4 separate regions of the Mus musculus genome follow, and regions 2, 3 and 4 are each linked to region 1. A link is a loop called in an ENCODE intact Hi-C map of the cell type or tissue named here. Cell type or tissue: heart. All regions are shown on one strand. Region 1 overlaps Sptb (spectrin beta, erythrocytic). Region 2 holds the start of Sptb (spectrin beta, erythrocytic). Region 3 overlaps Rab15 (RAB15, member RAS oncogene family). Region 4 has its middle 10 kb from the start of Sptb.

The links. A loop is a pair of places that touch in the nucleus more often than their neighbours do. Peaks named below come from ENCODE experiments on the same cell type or tissue, not always from the same donor. Only the 100,000 strongest peaks of a DNase experiment are listed, where the experiment ranks them.
Region 2: a loop joins it to region 1, with 3.0 times the contacts of the local background. A loop is called at or near these places in 13 of 42 quality-filtered maps.
Region 3: a loop joins it to region 1, with 5 times the contacts of the local background. A loop is called at or near these places in 10 of 42 quality-filtered maps.
Region 4: it touches region 1 in a loop (4-fold over the local background); 19 of 42 quality-filtered maps call a loop at or near these places.

The regions. Positions count from the first base shown.
Region 1 is chr12:76,648,098-76,653,097 of GRCm38, reverse strand. Sptb (spectrin beta, erythrocytic) reads left to right here. Exons shown (of 36, transcript NM_013675.3): 2 at 3,120-3,321. The coding sequence starts at 3,174. Among named protein-coding and RNA genes, the nearest start is that of Sptb, 60 kb to the left of the region's middle. In heart, a CTCF peak has its summit at 2,871 (motif pointing left); a DNase peak (open chromatin) is centred at 2,817; H3K27ac peaks cover 2,436 bases.
Region 2 is chr12:76,707,542-76,712,541 of GRCm38, reverse strand. It overlaps Sptb (spectrin beta, erythrocytic), which reads left to right and starts at 1,995. Exons shown (of 36, transcript NM_013675.3): 1 at 1,995-2,607. In heart, a CTCF peak has its summit at 2,236; DNase peaks (open chromatin) are centred at 1,891, 2,421 and 3,081; H3K4me3 peaks cover 3,671 bases; H3K27ac peaks cover 3,744 bases; H3K27me3 peaks cover 1,539 bases.
Region 3 is chr12:76,801,650-76,806,649 of GRCm38, reverse strand. Rab15 (RAB15, member RAS oncogene family) reads left to right here. Exons shown (of 7, transcript NM_134050.5): 2 at 2,147-2,207; 3 at 3,022-3,082; 4 at 3,505-3,582; 5 at 4,669-4,758. Among named protein-coding and RNA genes, the nearest start is that of Gpx2, 8.6 kb to the right of the region's middle. In heart, a CTCF peak has its summit at 2,578; no DNase peak of the experiment used is centred here; H3K27ac peaks cover 599 bases; H3K27me3 peaks cover 1,088 bases.
Region 4 is chr12:76,718,050-76,723,049 of GRCm38, reverse strand. No RefSeq gene overlaps it. Among named protein-coding and RNA genes, the nearest start is that of Sptb, 10 kb to the right of the region's middle. In heart, CTCF peaks have their summits at 2,071 and 2,273 (motif pointing right); no DNase peak of the experiment used is centred here.

The DNA of each region.
Region 1 (5,000 bases):
TTACCACTTAGAACACAGGATGTCAGCGCCATCTTGCAACGGCGAATGTGAGGGCGGCTCCCCACAGCTCCGTAGGGCTTGTCCTGCAATGTCACCTGGAGACAAGGAAGGGATAAGGATGACTCTGGAGATGTGACAAAGGAGACCCGCCTACTCTTTGATAAGAGGTTTGGTAGCTTAAGATCTTTGGGGTGAAATGGGAGTTGTATGCTCAAGCACTACCCATAAGACACCCTCTCTCCTTTTGCTGACAGGGCCATAAGGTCCAAGTTTAGGCTTGTATGGGGGCCTCCATGAGTCATGGAAGTTCACTCTGCATGCATCAGTGACTGACATCATTGAAGCTTTGACCACATCACCCCATTTCTAAGTTCCCCTCAGATGACAACTTGAATGCCATTTCTGTGGCTCCTGGTTTGATCGGATGTTTTCCCGTGAGACCCCATCATATGCTATTCTCTTTAGCTATAGTGGTTCTTCTGGCCAGGCCTTTGAAGGGTCCTGGTGATGGTAATAGGAGGGACCTGGGTGACACCGAGAAAGCACTGGGTTGAATTTGGTTTCAGGCTCATTGCCTTGGCCTGGGGTGGGGGGTGTTGTTCATTTCTGGAATCACCATAGGTAATCCGCCCTCTCTGAGACCATCTTTGCCTCAGCATGTGGACACACCTCACCCACCAACCCTTGACTCTGGCAAAATTGCCACCTGGGCAGGGGCTAGGGAAGGTGTCAGGAGGAAGAGACCCCATTCTCATTTCTTCTGTGGTATCTATCCCCAGGGACTTGGTCCTTCTGTTATCAAGCAAGCAAACAAGCAAACAAACATACTAGACTCATTTGTTCAGATACACAAATGTATTTCCCCACATTCCTGGCAGGGCCACTGTCTGGCTGCTGTCCTTTGTGAGCTGCGGTCTCAGGAAGGATGGTGTTTTTAAGCAGGATGAATTGCTGTTGTGTCCCTGATCTCCTGCACCCAGGGCCATCAATCTTGTCTTGCACGCTGGTTCTGCTGGTCTGCCTACTTGGGCTCATCTTTCTGGGGCAGACTTATTTACGAAGCCATAGCTAAGGTAATCTCACTCCCAGACCCGCAGCCTGGGCCTCTCTCAGCCACTCTTAAAAATAGCCTGGGATGAAGGGAGTGAGCCAGGGTCTGGTTACCTCTGGGGCTCACAGGCGATCTTACCTCACATCTGACAACTTGGCCCCTCTCAGGGGCTTCTGGATAAGCTTGTGGCTGTGCAGGTGGTGGTCAGCTTGTCAGCCTCTGTCTGACTCACACTTCCAAGTCAGTGGTCATTGCGTTCCTCCGGGGAGGCAGTAAAGGCTTGAGAAGTAGGGAAACCCTTCCCAGCTGTCTCTGCTCAGACCATCGAGAGGACAGCCCAGCCCTAGAAGCAGTTAGTCCATTACGGAGAACGGGCTGTTCAAAGGGACAACAGTAGTCTTGAGCACAGGCCTGGCATGGTGTGGGGGATACTGTGTTCAGGATAATGACTGGCTTTCCCACTTTGCACGTTCTCTTTGCCCTGAGCAGTAAATACCTTCGTTCAGCGCTAGCATCTGGGACACACTCTCCCAATGGCCCAATTCTCTCTCCCTATCCCTAAGACCATTTCGGTCAAGGGTGATAACAGGACTCTAGCATGACCTGTTGTCTAAGCCCCTACAGTAGTGGTAGACGACCTTGGGGAGGCCCCATCCTGTGTCTTTTTCTCCCTTGTGCAGTTAGAGATGATAATTTTGGCTCCTGTCTTACCTCAAAGGGATGTGGTGGGATTGATTTATCAGACTGGGAGACAAGAGTCTGAAGTGACTAAGTCTGAAGAGTAAGGTCCAAACACTGCAGTCGCGCTCAGAGTGGCAAGCAAGCATTGTGCCTCCTGCCTGTGTGAACCTCCTGGGGATGTGAGCCCACGTGTTGGCATATGTGAAAAGACGGTGTATAGTTTAGTAGTTATTCATGTTTGTTGTTTGCCCGCCTCCCTGGCCTTTCCACCCATGGTTACTCTCGTGAATGGGAAAGCTCTGGGCCCCCATTCTGAAGTACAGACTTGAACTTGGAATCTCTTAAGTTCCCAGGCACAGATGAGAGAAGGCAGTAATTTTCCCAAGGCCGTGAACATTGGTAACCAAGATGGCCGCTGCTGCCACCTCCTGTCTCTCTTTTCTCCCCAACATCTCCTATTCTCCAGTTACTCGCCGGCTCCCTGGTTCTTGCTGTTGCTTCTTATCTTCAGTGTTGATATTTCCTTTCGTTTAGATTCTTGTCCCTTTCGACCCATCCTTCCACGAGTGCCTCCAGACTTCCTTGGAAAGCATTTGCCAATCACGTGGTTCTTGGCACTCAGTCCCTAACATACCCAGTTCTCCTTTTGTCATGACGTACAGTGCCTGCTACTGCTACCCTGGCTCTCTGGGCTGCTTGGACTGGTCAGGGATTCAACAGGAGACCTTATTCCAACAACTGCTCACACTTTCAAGAAGAAAACAAAACAAAACAAAAAGAACAAGAAGAAACTTGACTTCTTCTGTTGTTAAGGGTGGAGTCTCAGGGGCAGGGCGGGCAGCCTGATAGACTCAATGTCTCCACCCCCACCCAACCCCACACTGGTTCCGTTTAAGTCAGACCCAGTCAACTGCAACTGTCATCCCCCCCCCACACCTGCCTTTGTCTCCACCCACCCCCCAGGCAGACTTCTGATCTTAGTCCCTGACTGAGGTGAGGTGTCTCTTCCTTGAGTGCCCATCCCACAATCCCCAGCCTCTGGTTCCCAGGAGAGCTGTCTCTTAAGCTGCTCCAGTGCCCAGGCAGCAGCAGGTTTGACGGAAGCTGGCTCACTGGGACTGATGTCTCCACCTGCTGGCCATCCTGACCCTGCCGCATGCAGCTCTCAGCCTGTCCCAAACACTGTCACTGTCACAGCCAATGCCGCCGTTACTCCTGCTGCAATATTTTGTAACACAGGGCCCTGAGACCCCAGGGGAAGAAACTGCCCTGACAGTGTGTGGCTTCCATAGGATCTGCTTCTGTTGGACTTCCCTCATAAGTCCCCACCGAGAAAAAGAGCAAGGGGCTTGGATGCTAACCCTTTGCCTGTGTTGCTGTCCCCTAGGGACCCTTCCATGAAGACTGAGCCAGGCACAGCTGCTAAGAAGAGCCTGCTGACATGACATCGGCCACGGAGTTTGAAAACGTGGGCAACCAGCCACCATTCAGCCGGATTAACGCCCGCTGGGATGCCCCCGATGACGAACTGGATAATGACAACAGCTCAGCCAGGCTCTTTGAGAGGTCACGGATCAAGGCCTTGGCAGGTACTGCTTGGGGCCATGGGGGTCAGAAGGTTACAGTCATAATCCTTATCAGGTCCATGTCCCTCCTGGCTATGGTGGAGCCTCTGTATGTGAGCTCTCATATGGCAGTGTTGGGAACACCTTTGCCAAGTTCCGAGAGCACCCTTTCCCCAGGGAATACAGGCTTCAGCAGCTTGTCCCAGAATCCTCAACTTCCTCCCAATTGTTCTGAGAGTCAGGGAAATGCTGGCATTGGTGGAGGGTGGTTCGGCCATCTGTCTCTGTTCCAAGTGACCTGGGACCAAAGTGAAAAATGTGAGTAAGGAGTGTCTGAGGGGCTACACAGGCACAAGTTCAAGAGGTGACCTGTGCCCTTACTACCTTGCCTATATGTACGGAGAGAGCAATTACCGTTGCTTCCTCTGTGGTCCCAATGAAGGTAGGAAATTGTAAACAGAGACCATCCTTTCCAGTCTGCCTTAGGAAGGACATTTACCGCATGAAGCCTCTCATCTTGAACTGGGGTTGGATTGGTGCTTAGCAGTGTCTTACTGATTTATTCATAGCTGGATTATGAGAACAGCTCAGCCAGGCCCTTTCAGATCAAGGCCTTGACAGGTACTGCTCAGGACCATGGGGGTCAGAAGGTTACAGTCGAACCCCCCCCCCCCCGCCCCAGATCCTTGTCCTTCCTTGCTATGGTGGAGCCTCTGTTTGTGAGCCCTAGTATGGCACAAGGCTTTTCCTCCTTTGAGAGTGTGGTTTGTGTGTGTGTGTGTGTGTGTGTGCACATGCTCATGGCAGGGAATATCTTAACATCTCTAGTAGAATGACTTCTCTGCCTGCTAGCTGAGATCTGCTTTTTTAGGACCCTTTCCCTCCTTTACTAACTGCTTCTATTGTCTCCCTGGAACTTGACTCAAGAGAACTGACCCTAAATCTTTGGCCAATAAAGAAACTTTGAGCTCTATGGGCTGTGTGTGTGAGTGGGAGGAGCTAGCCTTTACCTGACTGGACCTGAACACCAATCACTGCCTGCTGCCATCTTCTACCTTGCCAGAAAGTCTCAGGCTTTCCCATAAGCACTTTTGGCCTTGACAAAGATTCTCTGTTTTACGGCCTTGCTTAAGTTGTCTCTTCCTTTCCTCTCCACTTTATTCTCAGACACCATTGTTCCTGGGAAATCTGGAGGCAGGAGCAGGGACTTAGGCCCCTTGGGAATGGCTTCTCACTCCAAGAAGGGACTGTGGCATCTCCTCTCTTTTGTCATCATAGGACCCGATCCATGATCTGTTTCACAGCTAATGTGTACATGTGTGCATATGGGTGCACACATGCACAGACATACATATACACACACTGGAAACCTAGGTAAATTTCATTTTAGTAATTATATGTTGTATGGCCACAAAGTTTAAATCTATCCCCCCAGCTAAACATGAAAGGAAAGTGGGGGAACCGCAGAGATAAATTCAATATAGCATCAGTCTCTAAGGACTTATAATCTAATAGGGAAAAATGAACTGTGCTCACAATTAATTAGCATGAGTGGAACTGGAGAAGAACTGTGGGGAAGACACATAAATTAAATAGCAATGAGAAAGCAAAGGAGATGATACGCAGAGAGTCAGAATGTGGGGGCATTTGCCAGGAGCTGGGCGGTGAGGGCCGTATGGAGTTTGGGAAATCAGAAGTGCTCG
Region 2 (5,000 bases), 59 kb before region 1:
TCAAGATGGGCAGGGACAGTCCTTTGACCAATGAAGATGAAGGTCCATCTTTATCTCCTGTAGAGAATTCTCAACGATACTTTATAGATACTGTACAGTTTTCTAAGAAGGCCCCTGAAGACGCTCTGTCTCAACAATGACCTTGATAGTGAACCTTTCTATCAGTGTCCCCCCTCCCTCCCCCACACTGTCCCGAATTTCTCATTCCTGTGCTTGTGCAATGCCCTTTCTCTCTGCACTTCTAAACTTCCTCTCTCACTGGGCTCTGATTTATCATGTCACTGTAACTCTATTAGCTGGGAAGCATTTGGGGATGTTGTCAGGATAACAGGATCTGCAGCAAATGAGGTTGTATTGAATTATTTATCGTTCAGCTAAAGTCGAGATAGCCACAGCAGAAGAGCTGGTTTGTAAAATCTTGGACTAATCTGTCTGTTGCTTTGGAGCGTTTGTCGTCGTCATATTCATTTTTTTCTTGTGGTTGAAAATTATAAATTTGAACGCTCCAAAGGAAAATATGTGTGCAACCATTCAGTTCAGAGCCTCAAGCCTATAGCTAAGAATTATCTGTTTCCTCTAATATATAATTACGTAGCTGCAAAGCTGCAATTCTGGGATTCATGAATTTATTTAATAAGTTTATTCACACACGGTTTAAAACACATAAATACATAATTCCAACCCTCCCTTTTTCTTTCAAAAATAGATCAAGGATTTCTACTTGTGATATCTAAGTCTCAGCTTTTGAAGTTGGCCTGTTTTTTGTTTTTGCCAGGAATTAGTTCCTAAAAAGATGATTTTGAACTCAACAACAAGCAAAGCAAATGGTTTGGGGTGGTGCTGGAGGATATTGGGGAGTCCCAGGGCCTTTGGAGTGCTAAATGTGTGCTTTGCTTAAGATCTACAGCTCTTGCTCACTACAGAGAATTGCTAGATGGTCTGAGTGGGGGAAGGAGGTGGGAGGTCGCTGTTAACCTCTAGGATAGCCCAGGCCGGTGTGTCATTTTCCTTGTAATACTGATGCCATTTGGGAAATTAGTATGTAATAAGAACTCAGGCAAAAGGGGAGGGAAGAGTTCTATGGCTTTTTAATACCTGTGGATTTTGTCCCAATTAGCATTTTTACTGTCCAAATACCTACTCTCAAAAGAAGTGTGACGGCAGCAGGCAGTGAAATATCTTTTGCGTACCTTTAATACCCAATACTAAGCTTGAACATCTGGCAACTCAACACACTTTGCTCATGAATCCTAGAAAACAGCGTAATTATACACTCAAGCAAACAAGTCAAGAGAAAGGCTGTTTCCTGTTAAGAATTCCGGGGAGCATCAAAGTTAAAGCTCCCTTCTGCATCTATGCTCTTTTTAATCGCCACTGGTGTCTCCATTACACTTGCGATTACCCGGGTTGATAGTCTGTGAGAGACCATCCCAGGCACAGCGTATGGAGGGCCGCCCCTCCCCCCCCCCCATAAAAATAAAACAAGGAAAGGTACAGCAAGGCACGCAACCAACATTACAGAGCGATGACCTTGTATTGTTAAAAAGTCAAGGAAATAGCCTGCCTTGCAAGCCGCCCGTGTTCGTCCGTGTGTCACCCTCCCTAGTCGCAGATGTACTTGACACCCTTGGTTCTAGCATCTCCTCTGGCCTGCTGTACACCACCCTACCAAAGCTTGCAGTGAGAAAGCAGGGTCTTGCCCGGAGACCCGGGCTCACAGGATGGTGCAGGTGGGCTGGTATGCTGGCTTGCCTGTTGATTATGGACCCTGCAATATGCAACTGTAGGCTGAGCGCCACCAACCAGCACAGCCGGGTTCTCCGGGACAGTACCTTGCTTACAAGCAGGAGCCGCGGCCTCCAGCCCGCAGGCTGGGGGCGGGGGCCTCGGCCCAGTGCCCACCCCCTGTGCTCCCAGCGTCTGCTCCTACTACCAGCCGGTTGTAGCCGGCCGGGAGCGCGCTTTCTAACGTAACCCGCCCGCGGGAACAATCTGTCCCTTCCAGCCTATCTCCGGAGGGGCATTACAGCCGGGGCGCCCTCCTCACCCACCCTATGGCCTAAACGGGTCTTTAGATGTTTTTTCAAAACCAGATCGTAGTCTGCAGGGACGCTAGGCGGGAAAGGCTGGGAGGACTCCTTTTCGCCGCCAGCTTGCGGCTCCGGGCACACAAATTAGGCCGGAGCAGCAGAGTCGAGTCCTCTTCCCGTGGCAAGGGGCTCTGTGTGTGCGGGATCAGGGGAGGTGAGAGAGGACCCTGGCGTCCCAGGTCCCAGCGGCGGCGGCGCTAGCGGCTAGGCAGGTGCCCCCGGGCGCGCAGTCTGATTGGCAGGTGCAGGAGTGGGTGGGGAAGGCGGGCCTGGCGCTGCGGGAGGCTGCAGCCCCGCCTCCCCGCCCCCGCCGCGGGACTATCTGGTCCCGGCAGCAGCGATGTCCCCCGGCAGGAATGTCCCTCCTCAGATAATGTTATTTATATCTCTGGGCGGGTCCGCGGCTCCGCTGCACCAGGCGCCCGGCGGCCACTGTGCCAGGAGCCCCGTGCTGCCCTCCTCCCCCTGCGCCGCCGCCCCCGGGCTCGGGGTAGCCGCCGCTTCAGCCCCAGCGCAGGTGAGTCCCCGAGGGCCGCGCGACGGGAGGGAGCTGGGTGCCCCGGAGCCAGCGCCGGGGAGTGCGGGGCCCAGGGGGCGGGTGACGCGACAGCCCGGTGGGGGCCTGGCCCCGGGTGCCTAGCACGGGGCGGGAGGGGTGAGGAGCCCAGGAGGCCCTGGCGGCTGCGGCAGTCGTCACCCCGGGACGCGGGAACCCGCGTGGGTTTCGCAGGCGCTGGGCGAGCAGGGCGCTAGCTTTGGGAAGCCAGCTAGTAGAGTGTCGCCGTGGGGCACGGGGAGTGGGTTTGGGGGGTTTGTGCTCTTGGCCGCCTCCCCCAGGACCCTCGCCTGGGAGCAAAGTTGGGGGGGGGGGCTGCCTGTCGTCGGTCTAAGGACTGTCCGCGTCTGTGCCTCCTGCTGCCTGGTTTCTCAAACCCCCGGGCGTGTCGGATCCTCTTCTGGAACTTGGCTAGCGCGCTCCAGGGCTGCCCAGTGCCAAGGCTGGGAGGACAGTTCAGGGCAGCAGAGGGGGCCGGGCCTCAGGATGTCAGGCAGGACGTGCAGAGTGGCCCAGTGTAGACTGAGAAGGGAGAGATCAAGTGTCCCAGGACTATACTTCAAGGACCCCCACCTTTTCCCTTTGAGTTCCTTATCTCCAAGCTACTGCCCACTCTACGGTTACCCTTCGTGCCAGTTCCAGCAACTTGGCCCCGGAGAAATAGCAGAAAATGGAAGAAACAAGAGCTCTAACACAATCCTCAAGTCCCACCAACTTACCCAGACTTCCCAAAGGGGAAATAGCTACGAGGCTTGAGTACAGTTTCCGTGACAACAAGCCTTAGGTAGGGCCTTGATTTATAGTCTATTAATATCCAAACCACTGTTTTCAGTGAGCAATTAGAGGTGCTACAGTTAATAACACCCTTAACTCACTGAAGGGATATGGAAAGAAGCCATTGTTTTAGATGCATCCGGCAGGGTGGGATGGGATTATATAGTGATGGTCTCTTTTTTACTAAGAACTTCAGTGGGGAGAGGATACGGCTGTCACCTCCACGCTAGGAGGCAGCCACACAAAACCCCTGCCTGTGCAATGGATGTATATAGTTCAGTTTCCAAGGGAGGTGATTCAGATAGCTCCTGAATGAGAGGAGCCTTCAGGGAAGAAAAAAAAATCGAGGCACATTTAAGCTGTTCTCTTAGGCTATCCTTAGCGTCACGGATCGCTCAGAATTTTAATCTAGAATTCTCTTTTCACTGCTCTATGACTACGACCCAGGGTAGTCATCTCCTATTCCAGGATCAGACTTCATATGCTTTTCCAATGAGCCCTGATTTCCAGAATGTTATGGGAAACTCTTACAAGTGTAGACTGTTTGTTCACTATGTACTGAATGCCCAGCACCCACAGAGGCTTGGGGACTAGCTAACAAAAGGAACAGTAAACTTAGAACAGAGAAGAGCCCACCAATCTCCAGATGAGGCCAATCGTTTATACAAAGTGTTATCACATTCCAGTGTTGAGTAAAGCACAGTTGAAAGGAGAGGGACCCTTTTGCTGGTGCACCTCCCTTTATCAGTGGCCCAGTGGTAGTGGCTGGGGATGAGCCAGTCCAGTTAATCTTGAGTTCTCTGAAGACATAGAGTCCACTCAAGGAATTGAAAGCACCCAAAAACTCCCAGGCATTCAGGCTGGGCCTTGCTGCGCAGGCATGTTGAGTTCTCCCCAGTGACTTGCCCAGGGGAGAGCTGGGATACCGCTTTTTGCTCTGGTCATTGCTTTGTGTAGGTGTTCTGAAGGTGTCCGGTGGAACCAACACACCTGTTGGATTGTTCGCTTGGGGCTGAAGGCGTAATAGGGGGCTGACTCCCACCTGCCATCACGCTTGACAAAATGAATGTGGCTATTTTATGGAAACTAGGTGTGAGCGAAAGCTTTGAACTAATGTCAGTGTCTGTCACAATTTTGGAAAATAGTAGGTTTTTGATGAATAAAAAGAATAATAGCTTTCATTTAGTCTATCTTTTATGTACTTGTGGCTGACTGGTAGTGGATTCTCAGATAGTCTTTGTTGACTGAATGAGAGAATGAGTGATCAAGGTTGCCTTATATGGCACTTAATTATCAACTCTGCAAGGTCACTCATATTATCCCATTTTAAAAAGCAAAGAGAGCGCGGCTGGTGAGATGGCTCAGTGGGTAAGGGTGTTTGTTGTTCGAGCCTTGTGATGCGCTCCACAAAGTTGTCTTTTGACCTCCACAAGTGTCCCAGTACTCATGCACACACGTACACCACAATAATTCATTTTTTAAAGTAAATTTTCAGGGAATTAAATAACTTGTTCATCCCACACAGCTGATGAGAGATGCAGTGAGGCCAGGATTCCTTGGTCTGTTGTCCTTTTAAGATT
Region 3 (5,000 bases), 150 kb before region 1:
CTCCTGAGGATTGGCAGCTCCTCCTCTCAGCACAGGACCCACAGGAAAACAAACAGTGAAGACTTCTCTTTTGGTTTATTTATTTATTTATTTATTTATTTATTTATTTTGGTCCGTGTGATAAAATGTCAGACTAAAGTGACTTAAGGAAGGTGGAGTTTACTTTAGCCCACAGTCTGAGGGCCATGGCAGAAGCTTGAGGGAGCTATCACATTGCATCTGCAGTGAGGAAGGAAACAGGAGGAACTAAATGCTCCAGCCCTGCTTGCCTTCTCGCTTTTACTCAGCTTAGGACCCCCATATCTTGAAATAGCACCCCCCACACATTTAGGGTGAATCTTCCCACCTCAGTTGATACAATCTAGAGACTCCCTCTCAGTCCAAAAAGCTTGTGATTCCAGATTCCTGTTCAGTTGATAATATTAACCACTTCCATGAGGGGTTAACATGCTAACAAACAACTCTCCCCTCACACACTCATTCCCCCCACCCCAATCGGTACAGGGGTGGGGGCATGCATTCCAGCATTAAGCAAGCCCTTGTTTGAAACTCTGATCCACACTGTGCTAACCTCAGGCAGGTTATTTGCATCTGAGCCCTTCCTTCCTACTGTCCCCTGTAAGGGGAGGGACCATGTGTCTCTGCTGCTGTGTCCACCTTGAGACTGAGACCTGTGCAGGGCACAGTGGAAAATTTCACGGATGTTCAGGGGTTGAGGCAATAAAACTCTCCTATGAATACTTTGAACAAGGAGCACTCCTGACCAGGCTATGAGTGTGAGCTAGGTTTATTATATGGGGAATTCCCTCTTCCTTCTTGGACGAAGGTACCAGTCTTTGAAACAAGAATGTCTTGATTCTTGCTTGCCTCCTATATCAAGTTCTGAGGAGAAGCCAATTCCTTGTAACTATTTGTCCAAGGAGGGAGGAAGTAGGCTGCTGCCTCCCACCAGGGCCAGGTGTCCCTCTCCTTTCATCCTCTTCCTCTTCATCATCCTTTCTCTTGACACAGCGAAGAATGCCATTTGGAAAAGTACAGCCGCGTAGATATGAATCAGCTCAGGCAGGCATGATTCATGCCTGACCGGCTTGATTTAGTTTGGGTCTTCCATTCCGAAGCTTCTTGTCCCTTCTGATTAAAAGATGATTGTTCTTGGTGGTGGGAGGGGAGAGGCTGACTTTAATGTCTCTTTTGGTGGAAACCTGGGGACAGGAGAGATAAGAGACCATGCTTTCCTGCTTGGCAAAGCCCAGATGTGGAGGGAGAATGCCGACGGGGTTGGGAACGCTGGCATCCTTGGGACCTTCTGGACTGGATGTTCAGCTGCTGATGGATAGCACACAGTACCTTTCCCATGTTCCCCAGCTCAAGACCGTGGATTGTGATGCCCTGTGAGTAGCTCTTGAATCCCTGGGCACAGTGCCTGGGCACAGTTGGGGCTGGGAAAGGCATGGTGATTCAGGCATCTCTCCTGACCCTGCCAGATGGCGCTCACTTCCCTTGTTGTAGATTTCCTCAAATGTTTCTCCTCTGGGTTCTTGGTTCTGGTAGGACTGGCAGTTTAGGGCTTCAGGGCCTAGGACAGAGGAAGCAGAGAACTCTGGGTTTTCTGTACCTTCCTGCTTTCCCTATCAGTTGATGGTCTTGGTGCACCTGCTGCATGCCTGGCACTGCACTCAGTCAGTGATAGCTGCAGCAGAGTGTGCAGGCCAGCACTGTCTCTCTCAGGGGCTTCTTAGCAACCAGATCAGAATTTGTAATGTTCCCACTTTTTCTTCCCTCTCTCTGTAGCTCTGGCTGTCCTGGAACTCACTCTGTAGACCAGGCTGGCCTCGAACTCAAAAATCTGCCCGCCTTTGCCTCCCCAGTGCTGGGATTAAAGGCGTGCGCCACCACCGCCTTGGCTGTTTTGACTGTTCCCACTTTTTACTGTCAAGGAAATGGAAGCTTGGGAAGTGAAATGGACACTCCCCATCCAAAGCTCTAAGTGCCTCTTTAGGATCTGTTTAGAGTTTAAATGTTAGTGAAGGAGCTTGCTTCTGGTCACCTCTTTGTCACATTTGACCAAAGCGGAGTCCCTTCCATGCTTTTTGAGTGTCCCAGCCTTCTTTGAGGGAGCCCTTCCTGACTTGCTTGCTTTCTCCAGGTGTTGACTTTAAGATGAAGACTATCGAAGTAGACGGCATCAAAGTGAGAATACAGATTTGGTGAGTCGAGCCAAGGAGGAGGAGGGTAATGGAGGGAGGGCTCTGAGCTGCCCCTGAGTACCCCTGTCATTTGTAAACCTGTGCTCCATCCGAGATAACTGGGTACCTCTATGAAGAGCGAGATCAGACACCCCCATCTGTTCTGTGAACCTTAATCTCAACAAACCATGGGAGTGAGGAGAGCTCACTAAAGGGAGGGAAGTCGGAGGAATTGGTAGAATAGCGTTGTGGGCTCATCTCAGAATTAGTGGTACTCTGTACCACTGCGCTTAAGACAGGGAGGCTGAGAGTACCACTCTCTGGTTTAGCTTGGGACTGGTTTTTGAGATTGCCTCAGTACTAACCACATGGTGCAATTTCCACTATTGGTCACCAGGGGCTGCTGTGTCTCTGTGTCTCTCTGGCCTAAAGGTCTTGGAAGCCCTTACCACTCACTTAATATGGAGACACCTCCCAATCCTAGAATACTGTGGGAAATTGCCTTTCGAGATGTCCTGGTCACTGGGTGTGTGACAGATCCTCCCATCTGCTCAATCACGGCCACAGTGGCTGAGTTCTGGAGAGCTGTCTAAAGCTCTGTCAGGTTGTAGGTCCTAAGAAGAGTGCCTGGGGCCCTGCCCGTGCCGATGCCAAGGACCAGGCCTCCCCTGGAAGATTAGGGTGTGTTTGGATACTCTTGGGGATTAGAGCACTACTAAGTGTTCACCCTGAAACTCTGCAGTATTTCCTCTTAGGGTACAGAGACTCCCTAGCTCCTGCTTCTCATCTTCTATCCCTATGGCCTCTTCTCTGAGAGACTGGCTTTTTCTTGCAGGGACACAGCAGGGCAGGAGAGGTACCAGACTATCACAAAGCAGTACTATCGGCGAGCCCAGGTGAGCCACCACTTCAGGGTCAGACCCGGGAGACTGCTACTCACACTTTCAGCACTGGGTGTTCGAGATGCCTGAGTCACTGACCTCTGAGTTGGAGTCCTCAGATTGCCTGCTGGGGAGCCTCGTTCTTTCCCACTAGTCGTTTGTTCTGCAACCATTCACAGACCGCTTAGCGTACCTTCTTCACTCTCACACACAGCCTCTGCTCTGCCTCCTCTACCTCATGCCACAGAGCCTGGTCAAATCAGGCACTGCCCTCCTAGCTGGGAGCAGCTGAGGGAAAGCAAGCATGGCTGAGGCATCCTCACTGTAGGCCGGGAGAAGGGGGTGGGCCGGACATACAAGGACACCAGTCTACATGACTGTACCTTCTTCTATGTATGTCTCCCATCTGTGTGTCTCTCTCCCCCTCTCTTTCTCAGGGAATATTTTTAGTCTACGACATTAGCAGTGAGCGCTCCTATCAGCATATCATGAAGTGGGTCAGTGACGTGGATGAGGTAGGAGACGCCGCCTCTCTGATGGGATGGAGGAAGGGTGCTTAGGGAAAAAGAAAACAAGGGCCATGGGACAAAAGCAAGCTCTAAGGGTCTGTCAAACAATCTTGCCTTTTCTGACTTGACATAGAGACCTTTGGGCAAGTTGGGCTGGAAAAGCCAACACTTCCATACCCGTATTCGGTATACCCCGCAAGGCTTTGTAGCCGTGTCTTTCCTGGAGAGGCGTTAGTCCCAGGACTACCTCATGGGCAGCTCCCTTCCCAAACCCTTGGGGCCAGGTGGAATTGCAAGTCTGGGCTTCTAGATCTGCTTGTGCACCTGGTGCATCCTTGGCAAAGCCATGTTGACTCCTTGGGTCCCCAAGCCCTTATCTGTCAAATAAAGGCTAAATGAAGCCCAGTGTAGTTCAGACACCATTCCTTCAGCCCAAAGAGGCTTCTGTTGTGGTATCTTCTACCCTAAGATGTCCCTGTGACACTCAGGGGGTCAGCCATGGTATTGTGGTCCCCATGACTCACAATGGAAGCTGAGCACTCAGTACCAAGCCCTTCATACGATGGGTTTCCCCAGTCTTTTTTTTTTTGTTTTGTTTTGTTTTGTTTTTAAGACAAGGTGTCTCTGTGTAGCCCTGGCTGTCCTGGAACTCACTCTGTAGACCAGGCTGGCCTCAAACTCAGAAATCCGCCTGCTTCTGCCTCCCAAGCACTGGGATAAAAGGTGTGCGCTACCACTGCCCAGTTGGTTTTCCCTATTCTTGAATACCTGTGACAAAAATATATAAATTAGACATGGTAAAAAAAAAAAACAACAACAATAATAGCAAGATTGCACCGTGCTACAATAAAGGTTACTTATGAATTGTTTGTTTCTGGAATATTGCACTTAATATTTTTTAGATCAAGGCTGACTGGTGGTAATTGAAATTGTGGAAAACAAAACTGCAGATAAAGGAGATAGGGGCTCCTGTACAATGGGAGCCTGTTCTGTCTCGCGGTCTTGAACGCGGTGGTGGAGGCCGGTGGAGCCGATCTGGGATCTGGAAATGAAGAAGGGCCCTCAATTAGGCTCACCTCTGTTTGTCCCTAGTACGCTCCAGAAGGAGTCCAGAAGATCCTAATTGGGAATAAGGCTGATGAAGAGCAGAAACGGCAGGTGGGGAGAGAGCAGGGGCAGCAGGTAGGTGAAGTCCCACCCTTCAGGGTTTCTATGGCACTAGCAGGGCCTGTGCTGAGAGTAGGGACCCAAGAGTGCACGCACAATGCAAGGCTGGGGAGTGAGAGAGAAAGCTTGCTTTCTGGTCCTCAGGGGTGCTCATGGGGGAAAGTAAGCGCTCTCAGGCAAGGTGCGCAGCGCCCTAAACAGGGTGGTGCTGCTGTGCTCAGAAGACCTCCTCTGTGACAATGAGGAAGGAGCTGCTG
Region 4 (5,000 bases), 70 kb before region 1:
GCCTAGAACTCATTATGTGGACCAGGCTACCCCAAGCACACAGCGATCCACCTGCCTCTCCCTCCTGTTTGCTAGGATTAAAGGTTCACCACTACCATGCCCAGACTACTTTTGTTTTCATTTTAGTGTCAGTTTCCATTTTAAGGCTACAGGAATGCTTTGTGCTAAAGCCCGTCATAGTGGCACATTGCTGTAATCCTGTACCTGGCAAGTAGCAGCGGGGGATTTTGAGTTCAAAACCAGCCTAGACTGCATAGCAAGATGAAACCAACAAACCAACCAACCAACCAAAGAAACAAACAAAATATTATTTGTTCACTACAAGTGTTAAAGGGGCAGGCTCTTACAATTTAACTTTAGTTCATTCACAGATTTTGGGGTGCTTATGGTTATATTAATATATGTTTACAGCAATGTAAATAAGTTGATGTATGGCTATTTTATCAATCAAGTGTTTTTGAGTAGCAAACATAGTTATGCGACTATACGTAAAACTACATATTTAAGTATAAACATCCATTCCTTCCTTCCTTCCCCAGGTAGAGAGTTCTCTGTAAGTGCTTCTAGCTTCCATCAGGGACTCATGGTGGCCATCACCCAGAAAAAAAAGTCATTCATTTTTCAGTTTTTAAGACAAGGTCTCAGCTCAAACTGGCCTTGATCTCATGGCAACCCTGTTCCTTCCAAGTCATGTAATTATAGCATGAGCCACCAGGCCTGGCAGTTCTTCTGAGCCCATAAATACATCTATGGAGGTGTTTCCACTCTGTGCAGGCTGACTACTTGGAAAGAAACCTTTGAAAGCCTCGGTAATTGTTCCACAACAAGATCAGCCGCAGATGGAATCTTTCAAGCTAGTTTCTAACGTGGTTTCCAAGTCTCTACCCCTGTCACACTTGTGCCAAGTCTTGCTGTTTGCTGGACAGAATGACATCACACAACTGCAAACAAGGGTGAATAAAGGCCTAACCCTCTCCCCACTACATCCCTTCCTCCTTTCCTCCCTTTAGCATTGAGAGCCTCTGCTGATTGCACAGGAGCTCAGTGTCCAAATTCTGAAACGAGCCCTTCCTCCTCTCATCAACACTCTGGTGGTTCCCACATTTTGAATTTAGGAAGAATAACATGGCTTCCAGTGGGACGAATCTCAGACCCTGGACATGTCAGCTTTGGAAGTGAACATTAGGAAAAGAGAGTGAGAGGTGACTGTCTAACTAATCATCAGAAATCTCCTTTTTGGTTAGCTTTCTGCAGTATCGCTCTCTTCCTCTCCCTTGCTGATTATTAATGATTTTTCTGTATCTTTTTCTCTCTTATTCCCTTTGGAGTTCAGTCCTCCCTGGTGCCTTAATTTAGTTAATGTTCTAATTAGTGCAAATTCCACTCCAGCAGATTCCCTGAGCTTTTACATCAGTGCTTTTTCCATATGATGAACTCCATTAACAAGACTCTGAATGTTCAAGACAAAGGAAGCAGTAATTTAATGCAATGGGTGCTACCTCATTTGCCCCGTCTTTCTGGTTCAGCTTTCTTGGCTACCATGGAGCCTCCTCAGCAGGTAATTTCATCAGTTAAGAATTGGGGCGCTGACACGAGGCTGATGCCTAGATAGACTCATCTTCTAGAAAGTTCCACATATCATCACTGTACATTAAAAAAAAAAAAAAAGACTTTTATACCAGGGAAAATATCACCCCTTAGGGGAAACAGTAATGCCAATTTCCCAGTAGTGATTTGATTTGTCCTGATGTTCTTTTTCTCAAATCTTCCAAATGTAACTAGACATGATCAGCCGTGTAGTACATAATCTAGACTATGGAATGAAAAGGCTAAGTGAACCACACAGACTATTTGACTTGACTATTTGGTTTTCTAGGCAGGGCTTCTTTATGTAGCCCTGGCTCTCTTGGAACTCACTCTGTAGACCAGGCTGTCCTCAAACTCAGAGATCTACCTGTCTCTGAGTCCTAAGTACTGGGACTAAAAGTGTCCACTGCCTGATATCTGTCCTGACACTTTTAAGTAGTGGTTTAAGCATTTTTAAGCCTTGATTGTACATTGAAGCCAGGTAGAGGGCTTCCAAACACTTGATATTTGGGTCTTCCCACCATAGATCCTAATGTTACAGGTGTGGGGTTCAACACAGGCAGTGGGAGACTTTATGAAGCTAATATAACTGTAGTAGGTTGGAGACCACCACTCTAAACATGGGCAGAATGGATCATCAGCCTCTGTGAACAGCATCATAATACTGTCAGGAGACAGTAGAGGGCAGAATTGACTTAAATTTATGTAGAGATAAATTGTCCTTGATAGGACACAGCAACTAATAATAAAGTAATTGTAATATTTATTATGTTGTGTGGTTGTCTTTTTGTAACAAATCTTTCTTTTATGACTAGAGCCAAGTTACTTTCTATATACAAGAATTTACTGGGGCCTCTTGGTGGCAGCTGATGCTCATCAATATATGTTATATATTGTATCACAGTTCTGAGAACGAAGGGCAACAGTTAATGATTAGGCAGGAATAGCAGGGGCAAAGCAGGATTGCCTGAGGCAAAGGGGATACTGTAACAAGGCTTTGCAAAGTAAACTGGAGTAAACAAATGAAAGCAACCTTACATAGTAATAGTTGACTATTAGACTCCCCAGTATTATTTCTGTGTGTGCCCATTTATCATCATTCACCATCATGGCATACACTATGAGCCACAGAGAGGAAACTTGAGACGTTTGTTTGTTTGTTTGTTTGTTTGTTTTTTGTTTTTTTGTTTTTTTGTTTTTGAGACAAAGTTTCTCATTGTAGCCCTGGCTGTCCTGAAACTCACTCTGTAGATCAGGCTGACCTCAAACTCCTCTGCCTGCCTCTGCCTCCCAAGTGCTGGGATTAAAGGCGTGTGCCATCACTGCCCCACGTTGGGACAGATTTTTAAGTGTTAGACATTGCACACGGCAGTTGAGAAAGCTGGTTCAGGATTTCTCTCGTAAGTAAAAAGTAAGATTTTTTTTAAACATCCTTCAGAGAGCAGGATGAGGCACACAGACAGTAAATCAGTAAAGATACTGTTTCTACTGCCTTTGACTTACATGGACTCTCTGTGTCCTGCTGTGAGTAGTACTTAGTACACAGGGCCAGCTGGCTTCCTGAGTTGCTGAGTCTGGCTCTTGGCAATTCTCCTTGGAGGCAAAGATTCTTCTCTAACTCTTGTGTAGTTACTCTGTGGAGCTGATGATCCCCAAAATGAACATACAGAAGGCCTGGTGCACTGGTGAACAGCAAACACTGTAGAACAAACAATTGAAGTCAGACACAAAGTGTCCCTCACAGCCCATCAGAAGCTTAGCCACAGACCTTTCATCCCTCAGAGATTTTTCTACAGGGTATTACAAGCACGTGTCACACTCTTTGAATGACAGCTACAGGAGTGGCTATATTTAACTAAGTCCCTGACACAATTTGTGTGTGCGCGTGTGGGGAGTGGTTATTCACCAATTTATTTTACTTTGGGTAAAAATTCTTTCACTATTTTGTATGTAGAAAGCTTGTTATTCCTTTGTTGACGTTTCGTATGTGAATTTCAGATTGGCTTAATCTACCTAGCCTCCAATAATTAGTTCTGCACGTTCATTCTTACTTGAGTGATAAGTGTAATTATCAAGATTGATTGGAGCGGAAGTGGTGGTGAACACATGTCTATAATTCTAGCACTTGGGAATTGGAAGCAGAAGGATTAGGAATTGTCTTCCTTAGGGTTTCTATTGCTGTAATTAAATACTATGACCAAAGCAACTTGGGGAGGAAAGGGTTTATTTGGCTTACACTTCCACAGCATCATCAAAAGTAAGTCAGGACAGGAATTCAAGCAGGGCAGGAACCTGCAGGCAGGAGCTGATGCGGAGGCTACGGAGCAGTGCTATTTACTGGCTTACTCCCTGTGGCTTGCTCAGCCTGCTTTCCTACAGAACCCAGGACCACCAGCTTGGGGTGGCACCCACAATGGGTTGGGTCCTCACCCATCAATCACTAATTAAGAAAATGCCTTAAAGGCTTGTCTACAGCCTAATTTTATGAAGGCATTTTGTCGGTTGAGGTTCTTCCCTTTCCAGTGACTCTAGCTGTGTCAAGTTGACATAAAATTAGCCAGCACAGGAGTTCAAGATCAGCCTTTACTACATGGTGAGTTTGAGGCTAGCCTGGACTAATTAAGAGTGTCTCAGAAAACAAAACCAACAAATAAACTAAGAAAAATTGCCAAGTAACTTTTGGAAACGTAAACAATTAAAGCATGGTAGTGAAGAAAACAAAGTTATAAAGATCATCCTGTCTTTACGGAGTTAGGACTGTGTCTTTCTATAGCCTCAGACTGGCTTTTGGGCCAGTCTCATAGCTTGACAGCTCATAGTGCAAGAGGAAGACAAGAGGTGAGGAGCAGACATGGGTCAAGCCACTCCCATCTCCCACATGATTGGTGATATCCCCAGTTGGAAAAATAGATAGGCTCTGCAGCTTTGTGTAACAGAAAAGAGGTTTTTACCTTTGTTTAAAAAACAAAACAAGGGCTGGTGAGATGGCTCAGTGGGTAAGAGCACCCGACTGCTCTTCTGAAGATCCAGAGTTCAAATCCCAGCAACCACATGGTGGCTCACAACCATCAGTAACGAGGTTTGACTCCCTCTTCTGGAGTGTCTGAAGACAGCTACAATGTACTTACATATAATAAATAAATAAATCTTTAAAACAAAACAAAACAAAAAACTATCTGAGTTATTGAGGAAAATACTCAGACATTTCTTTTGCAAGTTCACCAATACTTTGTTCTTGCCTAGCTTTCTGGCAAAACTTGTTTCCAAGAAAACATCTAACATATTTTGCTTAGTTTTTACTATATTTTCCCCAAATTGGAAATATCTGTTGATTTTTACAAAATAGTCTATGCCTATAAAACAAACACTATAGGAAAAGAAGAAGGAAATAAGAATTACTCTAAACCTATCAT